Regions from separate parts of the Homo sapiens genome. Here region 2 is linked to region 1. A link is an interaction called in ENCODE POLR2A ChIA-PET data of the cell type or tissue named here. Cell type or tissue: PC-9. All regions are shown on one strand. Links, peaks and the distances in the headings refer to the core of each region. The heading gives the core; the rest is flanking DNA.

Evidence for each region. ChIA-PET counts read pairs that join two places held together with the same protein. Peaks named below come from ENCODE experiments on the same cell type or tissue, not always from the same donor. Only the 100,000 strongest peaks of a DNase experiment are listed, where the experiment ranks them.
Region 2: POLR2A ChIA-PET joins it to region 1 with 22 read pairs; 2 of 35 experiments call an interaction of 5 or more read pairs at or near these places.

What each region holds. Positions count from the first base shown.
Region 1 is chr6:142,441,987-142,452,710 of GRCh38, forward strand. It overlaps ADGRG6 (adhesion G protein-coupled receptor G6), which reads left to right. Exons shown (of 25, transcript NM_198569.3): 25 at 1,351-4,275. The coding sequence ends at 1,529. Among named protein-coding and RNA genes, the nearest start is that of ADGRG6, 150 kb to the left of the region's middle. In PC-9, for the core only: no CTCF peak of the experiment used is centred there; no DNase peak of the experiment used is centred there.
Region 2 is chr6:142,380,016-142,390,739 of GRCh38, forward strand. It overlaps ADGRG6 (adhesion G protein-coupled receptor G6), which reads left to right. Exons shown (of 25, transcript NM_198569.3): 5 at 1,936-2,004; 6 at 3,745-3,828; 7 at 10,243-10,328. Among named protein-coding and RNA genes, the nearest start is that of ADGRG6, 83 kb to the left of the region's middle. In PC-9, for the core only: no CTCF peak of the experiment used is centred there; a DNase peak (open chromatin) is centred at 5,556; H3K27ac peaks cover 1,123 bases.

The sequences.
Region 1 (10,724 bases), core at 3,100-8,099:
TTTAGCCCTCATTGTATTTAGTGTCGGCTTCAACACAAGATAATAGTTGAGCAATTTGAATAGTTTCCAAAGACAACAGATATCATGATGATGATGGCTTTTACCAATTATTGATGGATTTTAAATGTTTTGTCACATACTGAGTCCAGCATACTCAAAATGTAAAAAGCATTGGAGTGAAGATTCCAATTTTAGAGCCATGATTTCTAAAAATTTTTCAGGATAGAGTTTTTGCCTCTTCCACAATGTATGGAGAAGGTACATAGGAAACTGAATACTTTATAAAAGTTCATATCTTCTTTATCAGTGTAAAATTTCTATAATTTGGTTAATTTGAGGGTAGAATTTTTTCCTAAAGTGTATTTGGAGAGGGAAGTGCTTAAAAGATATTTGTAGGATACATGAAGACAACCATACGTCTTTATAGATAATAGAGCATAAGTGGGTTTCAGAACACTATCTGAGCCAATTTTAGAAAGCTTTTGTGTATAGGGAAATAACATTTAAATATATGATACTGAAAATTTTAGAAAAAATTATTTAGCAGTCCTTTATTACTATCAGTTGCTATAATATTAGTGCTGTTAGCAATAACATCATTCAGAAACTACAAGATAATTAATATAAATAAATCATTTTCTATTAAAATATTTCTGGTAATAACTTTGATTGCTACAATTAAAAAAATAATTCACAAGAAGTACCCTTTTTGCTATTTTCCAGTTGTTTATCCAGCTAAAAACCTTGGGAAAATACGTTCAAAGTAGCATTTCATATTTATTTTCATTTGCTTGTATTCTCCAAAATCCTTTAAATTTAATTTTATAAAATTTTTTGTTATGAAAAGTGTCAAACCTATATAAAAAATAGAGAGGATACTATTATAAAGCCCCTTGTAACCATCAATTTATAGCCAGTTATACACCCCTACCCATTTTTCCCTTCCTATATTATTTGAAAACATATCTTAGATATAATTTCTTCCACAAATATTTCAGCACATTCTAATTCCTTATAATTTTGTACATCTTTCAAGCCATAGTGCATGTTTTTTTGAAGTGGTTTTCCAATTATTTTTTCATTGGCTCTGCTACATTCAAGAATATTTCGTATGGTAAGCCACAGTACAAATTACTAGAAGGGAAGTTGACACTCAGTGACTATCAGGAGTATACTTAGAAGAAGAAAAACATGGAAGTTTAGTGTTGCCTATTACCTAATATAAGAAAGAATCGGAGCTTTATTTTCTTTTGTTCTTCTTTAATGTGCAAAACGGAGTATACAATATGGTGGCCTGTAGGCATGCCACCAGCTCATCTTGAACCTAATTTCTTGTATCATTTCTTGCAGACAGTGCTTCCATGGACAAGTCCTTGTCAAAACTGGCCCATGCTGATGGAGATCAAACATCAATCATCCCTGTCCATCAGGTCATTGATAAGGTCAAGGGTTATTGCAATGCTCATTCAGACAACTTCTATAAAAATATTATCATGTCAGACACCTTCAGCCACAGCACAAAGTTTTAATGTCTTTAAGAAAAAGAAATCAATCTGCAGAAATGTGAAGATTTGCAAGCAGTGTAAACTGCAACTAGTGATGTAAATGTGCTATTACCTAGGTAACTGCATATATATAAGGAATGTATTTTGTTAAGAAGGCTTTTGTGAAATTCAGAATTTTTCTTTTTAATATATTTCTTCCATGGAAGAGTTGTCATCACTAAAACTTCAGTACTGAGAGTAACATGACTCAGTAGCCACAGAAGCTATGATTTGTAAAATATATAATTGAATCAGAGTAATCATAATGCAGGGGAGACATTCAAATTAGAGACAAGGGAGAAGCAATGCTGAGGAAGACCCTAGATAGAGCTCATTTTACTCCACCTAATCGTTATATCTGGATATACCCATTTTCTGCATCTTCTTTCTCAACAATAAAAAATGTAACTATTTTGAATGCCCACAAATCCCATTCCAGTGTTACTTTCTGTGAATGCAGTACCATATTCTCATTTTCAATGACATTTCAACCACAGGCAGAAAAGACTGTTTACTCCTTGACCCAAAGATTAAAAAGGATTTTTTATTATTTTAAATATTACACCTTCAGAACCATAACATGCTTAAGAAAACTTTCCCAAAATGTTGACCTAGTTAAATGAGGCTATATAAATTTCTAATATTTTACTTATTCTATTCAAGGCATAGGGCCAAAGCATTAAGTATAATTTAATCCCATACATTCGAGTTAAGTTTAGTGTTGATGTTCCATCATTCTGGACCTCCCAGGAGTTGTTTAAGAATGAATCTCTTACACCTCTACTTTTGCCCCTCTACTGTATATTAAGCCCATAGGCTTGTGGGAGGAAGGAGAATTTCCATTAGGCAAGCTGTATGCAGTGGAATTTTCCTTTTAGGAGACACACAATTAAGACTCTCTGGTTCTGTCCTTGCTTTGGAGACTTTAAGACATTTCCTAAAGCACAAATAAAAGCCTCGTATTTCCCCATTGAGAGTTTTGTTCCAAGGAATATGAAGTGAGACATATGGGTGAGTCATAATAATCAAAATAATTTATGAAGAGCTGGGTCTGCAATAGCTAGTCTAAAAACTACTTGTGTGTCAGTCCTCTGGTTATAGTATATAAGAGCCTGAGGAGGTCTGGCAAGATAGATGGTGTATTATTTATGGATCAGGCTGCTGCATACAAACCTTGCATACTATTATGCAGCTTACCTAACTCTCAGACTATTCTGAGTAATGCTTGCTTGCTAATGAATGTATAGGAGACCACATTGTAATTGTTCTTAGATGATGGAGTCCATGCAGTTTCTTAGAAATCGGTCTCAGTGCATGCTGTGCTTTTTCACATTTGCTCTGGGTTATCTGGGAAGTATCAGGTTCTGGGAGGCAACAGCATTAAGTGATAAGAAAAGGAGACATTCTGGCAAAGCCAATCTGCTTAAAGGCAAAGTCCAGAACCTGGAACCTAGAGGCCTTTCTCTCTGCACGAAAAACAGGTAGTTTGCAGTCTGAGATATGGGAGAGCTTTTAGGCTACACAGCAACCCAAGGGACCTCTCACCTTTTGCTGAGCTTCAATCAGGAAGCTATTTGCCTGGCTCCAGCAGATGATGAGATAATGAGGTAGTGGGTTTTTTATTACTGTTCCATTTTGCAACATCCTGCAACACCATCCTGGGAGACAAGAGCATTACCCAGCTTGGCTTTCACGGGGGAGGGTTGTATTCAGTAAAAAAGAATAGTAAATATAAGGTCACTGAGATTCTAAGTAAGATAGTAAATCTAAGGTCACTGAGCCAAATCCTTTTCAATAGGCATATATTAACAGGCTGCTTATTTTGGCGGAGGTTACATATGGATGAAAATGAATCTTAGTCACTGAATATTCATATACATTTCCCCCAAAACCTTAGACATTCATAGTAGATTTTAATTAGTTAGCTTTCTAACTAGTCAGATTTCTGCCCAAAGTGCTTAGTCAATAGTAATTAAGATATAGCTTCAAAAATGGCTTTGCTTTTGATTTCTACTCATATTCGTATGGCTCCAGAAAAATATTTTTTTCATATTTGACAATGTCAGCTCCACTTTAGAAATTTTCAATAACCAGATGAGAAAAAAATTAAGAAATTGCTCAAGGGAAACATTTGTAAATGGATTTGAAAGATTGAGCCAAATTCTGTTGTCAGTTCTAAGCATGCAGTTCTCACCTCCATTTAGTCCCCCATCAGAACAGAGGTCAGGAATTTAGCTGGGGAGCCTAAATTTAGTTCAGCTTACCTTTGAGAATAGCATCAATTCAGACTCTCTTTTCATTATGTTTTCTTTTCTTTTTCCCTCTTTTTAAACTACATTGTGTTAGAGTCATAGTCTAGGATCCTGAGAGATTTTCCATTCTTGTCACCATTCACTTGCATTGTAAAGATTTTCTTTGTCTGTTGTTGGCATAGATTCTTTTGTACATATTTATTTATTTGTGTTTATATATGTCAATTGGTTTCCTTTCTTAGCTTGATATTGCCTAGCTTTGTTGTTTTAATTAACTTTCTATTAGAGAGACTGTATATATTTTTTCTAAATACTTTGTGAAATCATTTTTGGTAGCAATATCTTTGAATATGATGAATAAAAGTGACTGTGAGTGCAAATAGAATTAGCAGTAAGAAGCTACTCTAGCTAATTTGCCATTTTACTTAAATGGAAAATGTTTTTCAAATAAATACTTATGTTGTTCATGTTCCAAGTTATTCAATTCCTTTATGAGTGAATGTTTTTACTTTTGACTCCTAAATAGGAAAAGATTATTTGACAGCTGGAAAATAACCTGCCACCAATTAAGCGAGTGACATAGGGCTACTTTGCCAAAACACTCAGAATGAGTATGTTACACAGATCCAGTTCACTAAGGATTAATGCATTTTGAAGTTCTTAGAATTTGTTGGGATGACTGATGCAAAGCCAAGTTCTACAGCAGATTAAAAATAATACAGGTTTCTTTCGGGGAATGTCTTCAGTATCCTCAAAAGGGAACTGATTCAGTAACCTGTAGAAGATAGGACCTAGGATATTTTTCTCACATTTATAGTTGCTATTTTCATTGTGAGAGGCTTAGCAAATGATACATTTTAGCGAACTTCACTTACTTGATGAGAACAGAACCTCCCCACTTCCTTTTACTGTAGATATTTAGGATAACTTTTTTTCTGCAGTGAGCCAAAGCCCAATTTTGCTTACTGCCCTACTCAGCAAAGTGTATGCCCAGTGCAAAGTTGTGAGGTGTTTTGACGGTCACTGCTAAACCAGGTCTTCCAAGCCAATGTTCACAACTCCTGGCCAAGCCATGTTAAGAAAATAGACAAGCAGCTGCTTAAGGCTCATCTACAGTCATTTACATGCAGGTTACTTCGGAAAGCTGGAGGGGTAGAATTGGGGAACAAATGAAAAACACGTATTTGATTTGCAGGCTGACCTGTGTTGGTAATATTTTTGAAATCTGGAGGAATTGGTCTGTATAAATTCAGTGTTTTGGAAGCACTTCTCTGTTTCCAGTTGAATAACATTCCATTTCTCTCATATAAAAACATTAAATAGCTCTCTCCCTCCTCCCCACCAAAATCCTTCTCCCCTTTCTTCTGTTCTGTCTCCCTTTTTCCTTCCCTCCTTCCATCTTTATTTCAAGGAAGAATAATTAGTGTTAACAGTTCTTTTTTTGCTTCCCTAGAGAGAAATAAGAATAAACGTGAAATTTTCAAGTGTTTGCATTTATATTCTATATAGCCTGTTCCGCAAAAGAAAAAAAGTAAAAAAAGAAAAAAGGATGCTTTGTTACCATAGGCAGCTCCAACCTAAATTGAGTAATCTGAACTATATAGGAAAAAAAAAAACAAAAAAACAAAAACAAACCATGGACAGGCACAGTGGCTAACGACTGTAATCCCAGCACTTTCGCCAAGGCAGGCAGAGGTCAGGAGTTCGAGACCAGCCTGGGCAACATGGTGAAACCCCATCTCTACTAAAAACTCAAACACTAGCCAGGCACGTTGGTGCATGCCTGTAGTCCTAGCTACTCGGGAGGCTGAGACAGTCAGATTGTTTGAACTTGGGAGGCGGAGTTTGCAGTGAAAGCTAAGATCGGGCCACTGCACTCCAACCTGGGTGACAGAGCAAGACTCCATCTCAAAAAAAACAAAAATTTATAAATATGTTTGGATGCCAGATGTTTATTTCCTATATCATGGAATTTTCAGCACAGTTCTATGACATGTTGTTAGTTCACTCTTCCATTTGGGGAAACAGATGATTAAAAACAGTAAGTAACCTGCCTGTGGCCACAGAGACGGTAAGAGCGGGACTCAAATCTAAGTCCGTCTGACTCTGTTCATTCTTCTACATCAGCTTCCCTAGCCACCTCCTTCAAAGAACCTACAGCCTGGTGAAGGAAGAGAATCCAAGGCCAGGATAAATGCCCTGATATCCATTTGTCAGAAGCTTCTGGAGCTTCAGGCAAAACCTCTGGGCTAGCAAACCAGTAGCGATGATTTGGTCTTTCAAGTTCTGGTAGATTCTGATTGGCCTCTCCTGAAGGTAAGGAAAGATTCTAGACAAGGAGATTGGAAAGTCCAAAGAAATGGGTGGAAAAGAGTTGAGGCTGACTTGATTGCAGGGTGTCGAAAGGGGTTGCAGAGGGATGACAGCCATTGTGTGAATAACCCAAGTGGCTGGCTAGAGAAGTTTTAGCTTAGCAGCAGGCACAAGAGAGGCATAAAGGCTTCTAGGCAATGAAGGAACCCAATCCTAGTTGGGCTTTAGGGCCATGACTGTGCTGGGATCATCAGAATGAAGAGGGGCTGAACTTGGAGAGAACAGTGAGGAGCCCTTTGGAAGAGTCAGCAGAGCAGCAAGGCAAATTGAGGAGTGGTGTCTGGGGGTCACAGGTCTCAGAAGTGGCAACGCCGTCAGAAGGCTTTCAAAGTAGCAGCCATCCCATGCATTGGTACAGCTACCTTGCCATATTCAGAACAGCAGGGAACACCTTGGTTGTATCCAGTTGGCACGGAGTTAGAAGGGCCTTGAAAGAAGCAAGCCTTCAAGAGACAAGCTGCTTATGTCAAAAATGTGGGAAGGTAGAGAAGAGAAGGTAAGCTGTTTAAAAGAGTATTAACTTAAAGGAAAGTGTCTTATGAAGTTTAATTTGTTCACTTGTTTTATGGAATACAATATTCGAAGGCAAAATGAAAGGCATCAGAAGAGAGTGAATGGTTGGTACAGCAGGCTCCTAGAGGTGAGAGGAGAATGGATGAGAAACAGAAGAGGCCTATCTTCTTCTGAGATCAAAAAACAGGCTATTAGATAAGACAAAGGTGCAGGTATTGGAGAAAGCTTGTTGAGTTTCCTAATTTTTGTTCAGTAAAATAATTAGAGGCTCATTTCACCTGCTGGGTATTGCAAGATAGAAGGTATTAGGATGGGGACCTGAGTAAAAGTTAAAGGATTTGGAACAACCTCCCAGGGAATGCAAATCCCTGGCAAAATTACATTAAATAAATAAATAATGTTTGCCCTTAGGGTGGCTTTTAAAAGGATAGTAGCCAAATCATTTTATTAAAATATTTTTATTTGCTGTGTTTTGAAAAACCAATTTGTTTCAAGGTCATAACTAAACACTTAATATTCTAAAGTCTCAAACCTTATTGGTCAAGGATGTATTTTAATCACTTGTAAATAAATGGACAATGAATAATTTCAGATACACTGTAAATCTTTTGAATCTTTTAACTTACATATTCTGTTTGACTTGACTTTTTTTCATTCTGAATCACTGAAAATGATTTTTATAAATTCAGATGTCAATTAGAATAAAATATTTGATATTCTCTTTTTTTTTGCTTTTGTTTTGTTTTTGTTTTTTGAGACACAGTCTCACTCTGTCACCCAGGTTAGAGTCAGGTGGCACAATACAGCTCACTGTAGCCTTGACCTCCCAAACCTCATGTAATCCTCCCGCCTCAGCCTGCTGAGTACCTGGGACTACAGGCATGTGGCACCTGTAGTGGAATATTTTGTGTAGAGAGGTCTACAGTGTTGCCTAGGTTGGTCTTGAACTCCTGGGTACAGGCATTCCTCCCACCTCAGCCCCCCAAAGTTCCGGGATTACAGGTGTGAGCCACCTCACTGGGCCTGATATAATCATAAATACATTTTAATATTGATACTTGTAGTATCTGGTTCACACTGCATGTGAAAATAACAAAATCAAGAGTTTAAATACCCTAGGAGCAAAAGAAAGACCTGTAGAACACTGGAACATTTTTCTGTTTCATTGTCCTAAGCCTCAATCTATCATGTATACCAAGTAACTTCCGCCCTTTTTTGGTTCTCAGGGGTTGCAAAATAAAGCACAGAACCTTCCTAGGAAGAGTTCACTGGCCAAGAGAGATGATAGTTCTTACACATTCAAAACTATTTAAACTCAAAGAATAATTGGTTTATTTATAAAGATCTAAAATGTAATCAGTGATACCCAACTAGAGCAAATACATTCTCTGCCATAGCACTTAACTGCATTAAATATTGCCTTAAATTTGACACCTTATATATATTGTGTGTGTGTTTTTAAATTTCATGTGCATGTGACTTTTCTACTGAATAATATTATTAAACTTCTGTGCATTGGGTTATGTTTATAGTCATCATTTTGATAAGCAGTAGCATACTGCTTAGTCACGTAACAGGTGCTTGGTTAATATTTATTGAATTAAATTGGAATGTGTAGTTGACCTGGTCCACTTGCATTGTATATTTTAGAAAAGTAGATGTTAAAGTACCTTGGATTTTTGTGGTTTGCAAGAACATGGACTAGAAATAAAATGCAAAGAAAAAAAGTATTAGCTTTATGCTCTTCAAGCCCCTTTATCCCAGTTGCTGTATGTTACCCTATATGATACAGGCAAATGGTTAAGAACAAAAAGACAGCAATTTTATAGTCACTGTCAATCTTTTTTAATGGTATTGTGTCCAGAATTTATTCCTTCCGGTGGGTTCTTGGTCTCGCTGACTTCAAGAATGAAGCCGCAGACCCCTACGGTGAGTGTTACAGCTCTTAAAGATGGTGTGTCCAGAGTTTGTTCCTTCAGGTGTTCGGATGTGTCCAGAGTTTCTTCCTTCGGTTTGTGGTCTTGCTGACTTAAGGAGTGAAGCCACAGACTTTCGCAGTGAGTATTACAGCTCTTAAAGGTGGCACATCTGGAGTTGTTTGTTCTTCCCTCCTCCCGGTGGGTTCGTGGTCTCGCTAACTTCAGGAGTGAAGCCACAGACCCTTCCAGTGAGTGTTACAGCTCATAAAGGTAGTGTGGACCCAAAGAGTGAGCAGCAGCAAGATTTATTGTGAACAGCAAAAGAAGAAAGCTTCCACAGCATGGAAGGGGACCTGAGCAGGTTGCCGCTGCTGGCTGGGGTGGCCAGCTTTTATTCCCTTATTTGGCCCCGCCCACATCCTGCTGATTGGTCCATTTTACAGAGTGCTGATTGCTCCATTTTACAGAGTTCTGATTGGTGCGTTTTTACAGAGTGCTGATTGGTGCATTTACAATACTTTCGCTAGACACAGAGTGCTTATTGGTGCATTTACAATCTTTTAGCTAGACACAAAAGTTCTCCAAGTCCCCACCGGACCCAGAAGCTCAGGTGGCTTCACCTCTCAGTATCAGGAAAGGAACTGGCTGGACTCAAGTCTGAGATGAATATGCAGAAAATCCTGCTTTTGAGCAGTTGTCTTGGGAACTGTTTTATGGCTCAAGCTAGCTTTAATATTAGAAATTTAATGTAAGAGCACAGAGGGACCTCATAGAGCCCAGCATCCAGGGGTGCAGCCAGACTTTGGGGGATGTAGGACCAAGGGATGATGGCTTTGGTCATCAAGCAGCCATTTTCTTTGTGTTGCTGTTGTTGCTGCTGTTGTTTTAAAGAATGTTTTAGTGCCATTTTGGTTCACAGCAAAATTGGGGAAAGCAGCACAGAGATTTCCCATATATCCCCTTCCACAACTCATGCATACTTTTCATTATCAACATCCCCCACCAGAGTAGAACATTTGTTACAATTGATGAACCTGCATTGACACTTCATTATGACCCAGAGTCCATAGTTTACATTAGGGTTCACTCTTGGTGCTGTACATTCTATGGGTTTGGGTGAATATATAATGACATGTATCTACCATTAAAGTATCATACAGAAAATTTTCACAGCCCTAAAAACTTCTGTGCTACATATTCATTCCTCCCTCCCCACTACCCCTTCCTCAGCAACTACTGATCTTTTTATTATCTTTATAGTTTTACCTTTTCCAGAATGTCTCATAACTGGATTCATATGGTAGGTAGAATTTTCAGATTGGCTTCTTTCACTTAGTAATATGCATTTACATTTCCACCATGCCTTTTCATAACCTAATAGCTCATTTCTTTTTAGTGCTGAATAATCTGTTGTCTGGATGTACCACAGTTTAGTTTCCACTCACCTACTGAAGGATGTATTGGTTGCTTCCAAGTTTTGGCAATGATGAATAAAGCCATCATAAACATTGATGTGAAGGTGTTTGTATAGATGTAAGTTTTCAGTTCCTTTGGATAAATATCAAAGAGCATGATTGCTGGCTTGTATGATGAGTATGTCTCGTTTGGTAATAAACTGCCAAACTGCCTTCCAAAGTGGTGATGCTATCATTTTCATCTTTGCTCTTTTTTCCATATCTGCAGCAGACTAGCTTCCTTTCTACAGTATCATACGGAGTATTTTTGCTGCCCTAAAAACTCTGTGCTCTGCCTATTCATCACTCTCTCCTCCAGCCCCCAGGCAACCACTGATCTTTAATTTCTGTTTCTTCAGAGTTACATGTTATATGGGGTTTGATATTACCATGGTACGCATTCTGGCCTCAGTCCTAAACATAAACATACAGCTCTGGTTCTCAATACCAAATAACCGTTGTTTCAGTGTCTCTTCATTTAAATTCTTGAGAAAGATCCATGATTAACTCAGCTTTAATCAAGTGTCTACACCTGGTCCAAGGACACTTGGTATGAATATGGCTGCTGAGACTCACCCATTCAAAAGAAGCTGTGGAGAAGGGAAGGGGCAAAGTTGCTAATTCAGACAGGATGTTTATTTAGACTGTGTTCAATTATGATAAATGATG
Region 2 (10,724 bases), core at 3,055-8,054, 62 kb before region 1:
AACTCAAAGTAGTGGGGAGAGGGCTTCCAGGTCATAGGTAGATTTAAAATTTTTCTGATTGACAATTGATTGAAAGAGTTATTATCAGTAGAAAGGAATGTCTGGGTTAAATAAAGGGTTGTGGATACCAAGATTTTTTCATGCAGATGAAGCCTCCAGGTAACAGGCTTCACAGAGGATAGATTGTAAATGTTTCTTATCAGACTTAGGGTCTATGTTGATGTTAATGCTGGAGGGGTGTAATGAGGCATGTCCAACCCTCTCTTCCATCATGGCCTCAACTCGATTTTCAGGTTAACTCTGGAGGGACCTCGGCCAAGAGGAGGAGTCCATTCAGATGGTTGTGGGGGGCCCTAGAAGTTCATTTTTGGTTTACAATCTTGAGTGCCCACCACTCAAGGTTCTAGTGTGTGGGATTAACCACTGGAAGAAAGACAGAGGGTTCTAGTGCTCATGGTGTTGCTATTTTCCAAAGCCTTACAGCAGCTATCCATTGTTTGTGTATCTGATCATCCTTATCAGTTTTTACTTTACTTTAGCAAAGCCCAGTGACTTGAGTGCACAGACCGTCTCAGTGCCTCCTTGGTACTTGTTTTAGAAATTCTGTCTGCCAGTAAAATACCCATCTCTACTTTCTTACCCCTGGCTCTCTCACAGCCTCCTGTGCCTCATGGGCCTTCTTCTTTGAAATGGATTTTCTGTTCGCTTTTCTTACCAAGCTGCTGTCACATCCTCCTTTGGGCCACTGCCACCTTCGGAGCACTTCCCTAATAGCACTTAGAACTGTGACGCCATCTCCCTTTCATGCCTCCCTGAGAGCAGCGACTTAGCTTAAAGCATCATTCTGGCCTCTGTACCTCACATAATGTAGGCAATAGGTAAATGTTTGTTGAGTGAATGTGTAAAGGTCTGTGACAAGAGCTTCTTGCCAGTCAGTGTCATGTCATAGCCTGCCTGTAATATCAGGCCTTTCTGAAGTATCATGATTCTTTCCTTGGGTCAAGTGCCCTGAGGTATCAAGGATGAAGAAACCATGCCTCTGGAGATACTGTTAAACTGTTAGGTTATTTTCTGCTTATGCATACCGTTTACCTAGTTATGTATCTTTTGTTAGCTCATGTGCGAGCTGTGCCTACACATTCCCACAGGAAAGTTTTGAAATATTTATTAGAATAAAACCACTATTATATAAATGTCCCTTAAAATATCGTGCATATTATATATGTGTGTATATATATGTGTATACACACATATACATATATATTTGTATTTGTGTGTGTTTATGATACAATATGCTTTGTTATAAGCTTAGCCAATTTTTCTCAGACTCAAGCTGTTGGAAAAAGTCTGTTAATTGTCAGAGGGAGATTTAGTGCAACAATGAAAATCTACTTCTACTAAAAAATTAGCTCAAAACTTGTTTCCTGCTGAGGATGAGTTAGTAAAAGCTTGAAATAAAAAGACACAGAGACTGAATTGAAGTCACAGAAACATATTTCTGGAATTACAAATAGCATATGCTAGGATGTATGAACCAAAACTGCGTTTTATGGGTAATTCATATTAACTTCACTTTTGAAACTTATTCTTGATGTTTGTATTATTTTATTTGTATGAATTCCCACCCAAACTCTTAAAATTTATTATACAAAAAGCCCTGAACTTTTTGCACAAACTTTAAGGGGCAGTGGCACTGCTTTTCTTTTCATGTGTGATGACTCACAAGTTGAGTTAAAGATTTTGAGGACAATATCAATACTTTGGTTTTACATTTGAGAAAATTAAGGCACAGTGGCCTTAAGAGACTTTCTTGATATCAAAGAATTACTGGTGGACTCTTCTAGGGCTGCTTCTATTACATCAACCGTATGATTTTTCTGGATAATATCACTAAATCATAAATCAAACTTACATATTCTTTTTGTGTTGATCAAGGTTCCTACCTGATCCCGCTCCCAGCAGCAGAACTGGCCAGCTGTGCAGACCTGGGGACCCTCTGTCAAGGTAGGGAGCCCACACCGTGCTCTGGAATCTCTTTGCTTTCTACTTGCAATTTTGGGTAATGTGGTTGTCATTGTTTTGATTTGTATCTGAATTTTCACTTGGAAAGCCAGAAAACAGCAAAACAGAAGAATTTCTGCATGTGTTTTAGTTGTGTGGGTGCACAGTACGTACGGCATGGAGAAAGAATGCATTCACACCATGGGTAACCACAATTCCACAAAGCTCTGAGTTTTAAAAATGTGAATTTATATCCTATTAAATATGGATTGGTTTCATTTTTCCCCCATGTCTTCTCAAGAATATATTGGACTTGCAAAAAGTCCAGTATAAATACAGTGGTACAATACTTTGAAGAAGTATTCATGTCTATAAAATAAAGAGGGAAATTAATTTGACTATTCAGTTAACTTTAAGATAAGGCCATGAGGCAATTTATGATGACAAGATAACTTAAATTTTAAGATTAAAATGGTTATAGTGAACTAATGTTAATGTAACTGTGTTAATTATTACGATGCTTACTATATCGTGGTCAGTATTTCAGTTACATGTTATGTACTAAATAGCTGCATGCTAAATAATACATAATTAAAGTTATACAAGTTTTAAAATAATAATATAAATATTTTGCTTTATTTTATCATTGCTCTTCCTAATTATCCATGACCCTTTTCATCTATTTATTCTATTAAATACTTCTATAGTGAAGTAGCATGTTCTGTGTACCACATTAAGAATCACAGCCATGCCTTTTGTAAAAGCTGGATCTCTTATTAAGAAGATCATAGCACAAAAGTGACAGGGCTTAGAAGTGAGATTGAAGAAATAAAAACCTAAGCTCTCTTCTGTGGTTCCAGTGTGAGAGTAGGGCAGGCAGGAGGTGGGGTGGGGTAACTCATTATTATCTTTTTTTCCTTTTGGAGACATTATTTCTTTGATATTATTATTAATCAATACCCTATGAAAATTAAGTCATCAAGTAGTTTTTTTTTCCATGATCTCCATGTGGTTTTCAAATTGTTATATGAAATAAAAAAATCTGTAATTCTGTTTAGTTCAAGATCTGAAGTTTAAAAAAAGTTATTTTTATTTTTAAAATTCTTCTCACCTGGGATATCTGACATAATACTTTGAAAATGTCTCCCTTATAAAGCTTGCCCTGTGAAATACTTTTTATCCATCAATGTTTAGTAAACTTTTTGGAATCTTTAAATGATTAACTTAGTCTATGCATTTCATTTGTCTTTTTCTTTACATTCATCTTAAGAAGAAGTACATTTTTCTTCTGAGATTTTATTTCTCTAGTCTCAGTGTATTAGGCAAACTTAGTTTAGATAACTTTCAAGCTGCAGATCTGTACAGGCTGCTTTCTATAACTTTTTCTTTTGACAGACTCAGGAAACCAAGTTCTAGAAGGGTTTAGTGTTTTACTGTGTGATTGCCAGCTTGTTAATGGAGATCTAGGTCTAGAATCTAGAATCAAAATGTCCTTTCTCTCATCACTATGTGCTTGCTCCAGACCCTTGTGTATTATAGCATCAAAGGCCATGTGTACTGATTCTTAATGTGCCATAGAAAGCATTGCTTCATCTTATACATTACAACCTTGGAGTCTTTTGTATTTCAAAGTGGTTTCCATTCTTCCCCTATATATTTTAATGCATTAATTATAGATTGCTTATCCAAATTAACTGTCATGTGCTCTTTGCAAAATTACATCTTTCTCATCTTTATTACCAGCTACTGTAAACTCTCCTAGTACTACACCACCCACTGTCACCACTAACATGCCTGTTACTAACAGAATCGATAAACAAAGGAATGGTAAGAAATCATTACCTTTTATATTTTTAGTATGTCTAACATAAAAAATTGTATTCTAAGGATGGAAATATGTATTATTCCAACAAAGTGTCTGTTACTGGAGTCAATTGGTACATTTGTAGGTTTACAAGATTAGTAAAATTAATAAAGATCACTTAACTCTGTTGAGTTCCTCATTCTTATGACGAGTGGAATGAGTACATCTCCAGTACTCCTCTTTTGCGCTTTTAGCCAAAATTTTTTTCAAAGGAAGTTTTAGGGGAAAGGCATTTAATTAGAAGGCATTAATGTGCATCATAATAGAGATCAGAGAAAAACGTATTTCCATGGTATTTTGTCAGATTATTTGCTGCAGGAAACAAGTTTTAAAGGATTTTATAAATTTCAAAAAATTAAGTAATTTTAATAATTTAATTTCTCACTTAAGTGAACTTTATGGTCATATATTTGTGACATTTACATCAATGTCCATAGTAATACTTTGCTTTCTGTTTTTATTTGCCGAAGAATAATAGAATATGATTATATATCAACTAAAACAAATCAAATTTTGAATGACAACTTCAAATACTTCTTGCTTTTTTCTCCAAATATACTTTTCTATTATTTATAATTTGCAAATACAGCAGTGTACGGTAAGAAATAAACAGAGGAAAAGTCAGGTGAGTGGAATTCTTTAACCTGTTCCTAGATGAACGACATACATGGCCTTTCAGTAATTCACAGTGAGCAATTTCAGTTTCTTCTAATAAAAGAGAAATTCCAATCAGGTGACCACACCATTGCTTTGAATACAGTAATATTCTCAAATATGAAGCATTAGAAACAAAGGAATTTTCTAAACTCCAGTCATTTAGCTTATGAGGCCAAGACATCTGTAATATATCACCAGGGACCCAAAACCCTGAGAAAAGAAACCCACATAGTTCATTTTTTCTTGGCTTCAGAGGTTACATCAATTTCCTCTGTAGGACATTTAAATTGGAACTATGGAATATTTTACATGAAACATAGATATAAATTTCAGTAGGGTTATAAAGACATCGATTCAGATAGTGTTTATGGTTATTCTGATAGTTACACCAAGGAGATTTATGATGGAGCAAAAATTCCAGCAACCCCCAAGAAAGCAACAGCAGCTGAAATTTCCAGTGCATATTTCACATGGACTCTAGCCAGTAGATGGGAATATTATAATTCTAACTAAGTATTTCACTCTTTGTATGAACATACAAAGAGCCTCTGTGGTATTCTCCCTCCAGGATTGACACATCCTCTACTGTCCAAGAACATTTATACGGTGCTTCAGAGTCCTTGACTTGGTGGAGTGGAGCTGTATTCACTCAATCATGTCATTTCTGACATTCTTGAAGAAAGCCTTGTTTAGGCCATCTCTCTCTGCGTCATAACCTTCATTGGAGTTTTAACAAAGCAAGCAAATGTTAGAATCAGTTAAAATGGTCTGTCTTGACCACATTAATGAAAAAAATCTAATTCAGATAATTCTTAATCAAAATGTCATCAGCGTTTAAAAATATTCAGGTCATTATATGACAGAAATATTCTCAAAATTGTGTTCTCAAATTTGTGTACCATCTTAACAATTGTTATTTTTACCATGTCTCTGAACCACCTATACTATTTACTATGTTTTTTTTCCTAAATTGACTCACTTTTTAATGTAAACATTTGTGTTTACTTGGGAAAATCTATTTCACAATTGTAAAGTGAAACCAGTCCTACTTGTTATAACACAGTTGTAAAAAGTGAATATAAATATAATGTAAACAATGTTTTAAAATTCTCCCTGTATCCTATTGCCTTCTCACATCTTAGCGCCTGAAGCCTTTATTATCTTTTTAAAAAGGAAGACTAACAAAGTATTAGAGACAGACTATATTAAGTTTTTTTTCTTTGATGTAATCAAATTTGAAATAATTGAAAAGAGAATTACTTTTTCACCTTATGAATACATGCTATTTAATGTCATGTCCTGGATTATCATCATTGATATAACATTAATAATTTCTTATTCTTTGGGAAACAGAGAGTAAAGATTCTCAGGCTTACATTCTGATATATTAGAGAATACTATTTTATTTACTGTAAGAAAGATTGGCACAACTGTCAAATCTATTATCTAATTTGTCCATTCCTTTTAACTCTTGGCTATCAGAATTTTACTGAATTAATCAATAACAATATTGCATTGTGGGGAGAGGAGAGGGGTTGAGTTTGCTTGATAATCAGATATATTTATCATAGTATATCAATAGAATTTGTTTTCCTGGCTTTTGTGAAATGTCCCTGTTTTTCTGTGTGAAGTTATTTTTGTTGTTTGCAATAGGACTTTTATCTGATACCTCAAATTACACTAAGTCCTCATTAATGTCATTGATAGGTTCTTGGAAATTCTGACTTTGAGTAAAATAACATGTAATGAAACCAATCTTACCATAGGCTGATTGATATAAACAAGAGTTAAGTTCCTACGGCATATTTCTGGTCACAGAAACATCACCAAACTTCCAAATAAAGGCCGAAACACTTCTAATATTAAACATTGCAGTTAATATGAGCTGTACATACATTTAAGAAACATTAGTGAAAACAAGTAAGATAATTGATTGCCCAATTTTGGGTGAGCCAGTGAGTGACTGCAGTCTTAGTGGCGGTGGTGGGTTAAATCAAGAAACAAATTTTTGCACAATGAAAATTGTGAGGAGCACCTCCTGCCACCAAGCAGTTCCAAAACAATCACCAATATGGGGGTTTGCCGAGTGCTTTCATACTGTATCACTTATTGTCGTGCATTTATATGATTATCTTATACTTTATGAATTTTTGTTTTACAGTAATTTGTAGCCATTCATTCATTGACTTTCCAACCTGCTTATTCCATCCAGTTCAGGGTAGCGGGTGGCTGGAGCCATCTGGGCAGCTCGGGGCAGCAGGCAGAAACTAGCCCTGGCCAGGACTCCATCCCATGGCAGGGCACACTCACACACACCCACACCCACTCACACTGGGACCATGTAGACAGGCCAGTGAATCCAAGGTACACAGCTTTGGGATGTGGGAAGACACTGGAGGACCTGGAGAAACCCCATGAAGACAAGGGGAGAACATGCAGACCCTACGCAGACAGGGGACCTGGCCAGGCATTGAGTCGTCTCCTCATCAACTTTGTAATGAAGCTCTGTTGAATGAAATGATGTTACTCAAGGACCTGCTGTGTACACTAAGAAAGTCTTTAAAGCTACTTTTCACAAACAGATATTTCAGGATATGGGTAATCTGGGGATTCCCACAAATAATGATCTTTTTTATGTTTTCCATTACATTCCCAAGAAAAGCTCTTGGACTAATTATTATTCCATTCCAAATCATATCTTCTCTGCTCAAACATCACTAGCTACTGAATAGTAAGCTTTTGTGAGGTTGTCACAAGCAACCCAAGTAAGGAATTAACTCCATTAGTCTCTATTATTGTTCTAAAAACCTAGTTTACAAGTAAGTACAGATTGTAACACTGCTTCCAGTTTCTCACATACGTTTAGCTGCTTAAATAACAAATTCCTTCTAAGATCATTTGAATGGATCCATTACTCTAGCTTTTTATGCCATATGTCTTAAAGAAATTGTGTATGTAGGAGCTGCAGGATGCCAGTCATATTGTAAATGCCACTGTCGTAATAGAATTGCCTCATCACTAGTTCAAAGAAATAACCAGGTGTCTAGATTAGCATTTGGTTTATATTTTAACGTCTATTTTTTCAAATAGGCCTATCATTTCAAACCTGTATTTTACGTCCTTGAAATAGCATAGATAGAGCAGTGTCATTTCTGTATTCTCCAAGAAACTCTGAAAAAAGTGTAAGAAGATAAAAAAGGGAAAGATTAATTGGAGAGAGACCTACAAAAAATAATGTTGTTTTGATACATTGGTAATGGCAGACAGTGATTTCTGCTTGAAGTTCTACATGCTGAAAGAAGTATCTAAATGGAAAATGGATATATTCTTAAATCATTTTTCCCCAATTAATGTCTATAATAAATTCTTTGGGCCTAGATGTCATTATTAGGATAGTACATACATATTTTGAAGTCTCTGGAACACATGAAGATTTGTGAATAGCTTTTAAAACACCGTGAGTGTTGTTAACATTTGTAAGAGAGGACAACTTTACTGCTATGGTAACATGGAAAATCCTGCATAAGTGTGTCTTAATTATGCATTTCCTCCAATGGCAATGTTGAAGCCAATTATTTTGCTGTAGTCCAAAACCCTGCTCATCAGCCCTTCAGTGGGCATATTTTTTTATGTTGCTTTGACAGTTCACTCTTGGACTTTTCTCATGGTTACTTGTTGACTGCACTATTCCAAAATTTTAAATAAGTATAACAAGTGGACTGGGGCAGGAAACAATGTTTAAAGAAAACATCTTAAATATTTGGATGCTTTCTTAAAAATTCAGAAATGTCAATGATTTTTAGAATTTTGCAATATTTTCCTTAGAGGGAACAAATACTACTGTTATAACAAAAGCATGCTTTAGGTTTCCATCTAGTGGTGGCTTTTCAGATACTCTGCTAGCATTGATAATACAGATGCTCCTCCACTTACGGTAGGGTTTGCATTCCTATAAACCCACTATTAAGTTGAAAATACTGGAAAATATCAAAAGTCAAAAATACATTTAATACACCCAACTTGCTGAACATCATAGCTTGCTGAACCCACCTTAAACACGTTCAGAACACTTACCTTAGCCTACAGCTGGGCAAAATCATCTAACACAGAGTCTATTTTATAATAAAGTGTTGAATATCTCATGTACTTTATTGAATGCTGAACTTAAAGTGAAAAGTGAAATGGTCATATGGGTACTAGAAGTACAGTTTCCACCGAATGCCTGTTGTTTTCCCACCATCGTAAAGTTGAATGATCTTGAACTGTAAGTAGGGAAGCTTCTGTATAGTCACAGAATATTATCAGGATCCTGAAATAACTCTTTGACCCTTGCAATTCTGAATTTCCTCCCAATCATTCAGAACATCTGTGATTTTATTTGATGAGATCCACAGTGTAAAAGTTATCTTTATATGAATTATTTGTTTTATATGTTCCTCCAAATATTTTTCATTCAGAACATTTTTTAAAGGAATATAAAAGTCAAGATCATTAAAATACCCGAAGAATTTTAGAAGTTGAAATAGTCTGCATAAATTAAACTCACCTGTGCTTGGACTTGTGCCAGTTTTATATATTTATATTACTACATCCAGGGGCAGCAATTTATATTGTTTAGCACAAGACTCTGATTCTTACTGGAAAGACATTCCTTTGGTAGTGGGACTGGAATTTGCATTTTGGTGGATTTGGAAATTCCCAGAGGCAAACTTTTACATTTTTTTTTCTACTGCCTCCCCACAATTTTTACTGTTTTCTTCAACATTGCTATAATTATGTATTTCTATATTTTGTGTGCCTATTTTACTTAAGACTTACCTAAACATAAGCATGAAGAAAGATGATCAACAAAGGAGACTCAAAAAATTTTCTTCTCTCTGTATCTTACCATAATTTAAAAGGGTATTTTTCTTACTAGCTACTTTGACTAAAGCACCCATTTACAGCTATTTAGCAAACCCTTGCTGGTGAGTTTGATTTTTCATTTTAAAAAATCAGTTTACTTTAAAGATTCCCCCCACCCAAAGAGCAGAATCTTCTTTACAATAAGGTTTTCTTTTTATTTTCTTTTTCAAGTGATTTAGTCCAATGAAAATTCTACCTGCAAATATTGTTTCTTTTTTTCCCTCTATTTTGGTATAAATGAGCATATTTAAGAAATTTTGATGAAAAGTCTGGTGAAATGCAGCCTAGTAGTTTAATAGAAGTATTTTATTAAGCAGGGGAAAGAGAGGAAAAGGAGAGGAATTAGGGTAGTAAGTATGTGTATGCCTGTTCTGCTTTTTCAAGTTAATTCCTCCATATGATCTCATTCAAGTTTTCACATCCCAAACTCTTTATCATTCTTTATAATGCACAGAAAGCATAATGCCTGTTATAAGAAGTCAAATTGTACATGAAAACAGTTAACACATTACAGACAGTAGATATAAGAAATCTATAGAATTAAAAATATGAAGAAACATATGCAAGTAATAAGAGTAAGCTAATTGATAACTATTTCTAAGAAGTTGGAAGGTCAATAAGCTTAACATCAAAATATTTCAGAACTTTTTTTGCCTATGTAGAAGGTGTTTCTTTTAACTTATATTGTAAATTATGTGATTATGAATAAAACTATATGATTATGTAAGACTTACATGATCATAACTTTAAATTGTTTGATAATTATATAACTATAAACATATAATTAATGGACTAATCCTATTTCCAATGGGCAGATGGAATTATCTATAGAATATCCGTAGTGATTCAGAACATCCTTCGTCACCCTGAGGTAAAAGTACAGAGCAAGGTGGCAGAATGGGTAAGTGAGCTTGTAACTTTTCTTTTTTAAAAAAATTCTTTAACTTCTGGGAATCTGGAAAAGACTAGTTAACTGAATCCACAGATCATACTGAAACACAGATGGTATTCATTAGAAATATATGAGTAGATATGTAAGTGAGGTGTTGTCCTTATGCATAGGAAGAGAAGTACATTTGAATAAAGGATAAGAACTGAGCCTAATAGACTATCAATGTCTTAAATAAGAAAAGTATCGCACAAATGGAAATAGATTTTGGTGGCAACAGGTATCTGTATTTCATATTAGATCCATGTATTTTCTGCTATATTTTTAAATAGATTATTTTAAAAATTGTTTGAATGTTTGATCAAAACCAGCAAGTATGAAAAGACGCATTATGAAAGTCTTCCACCC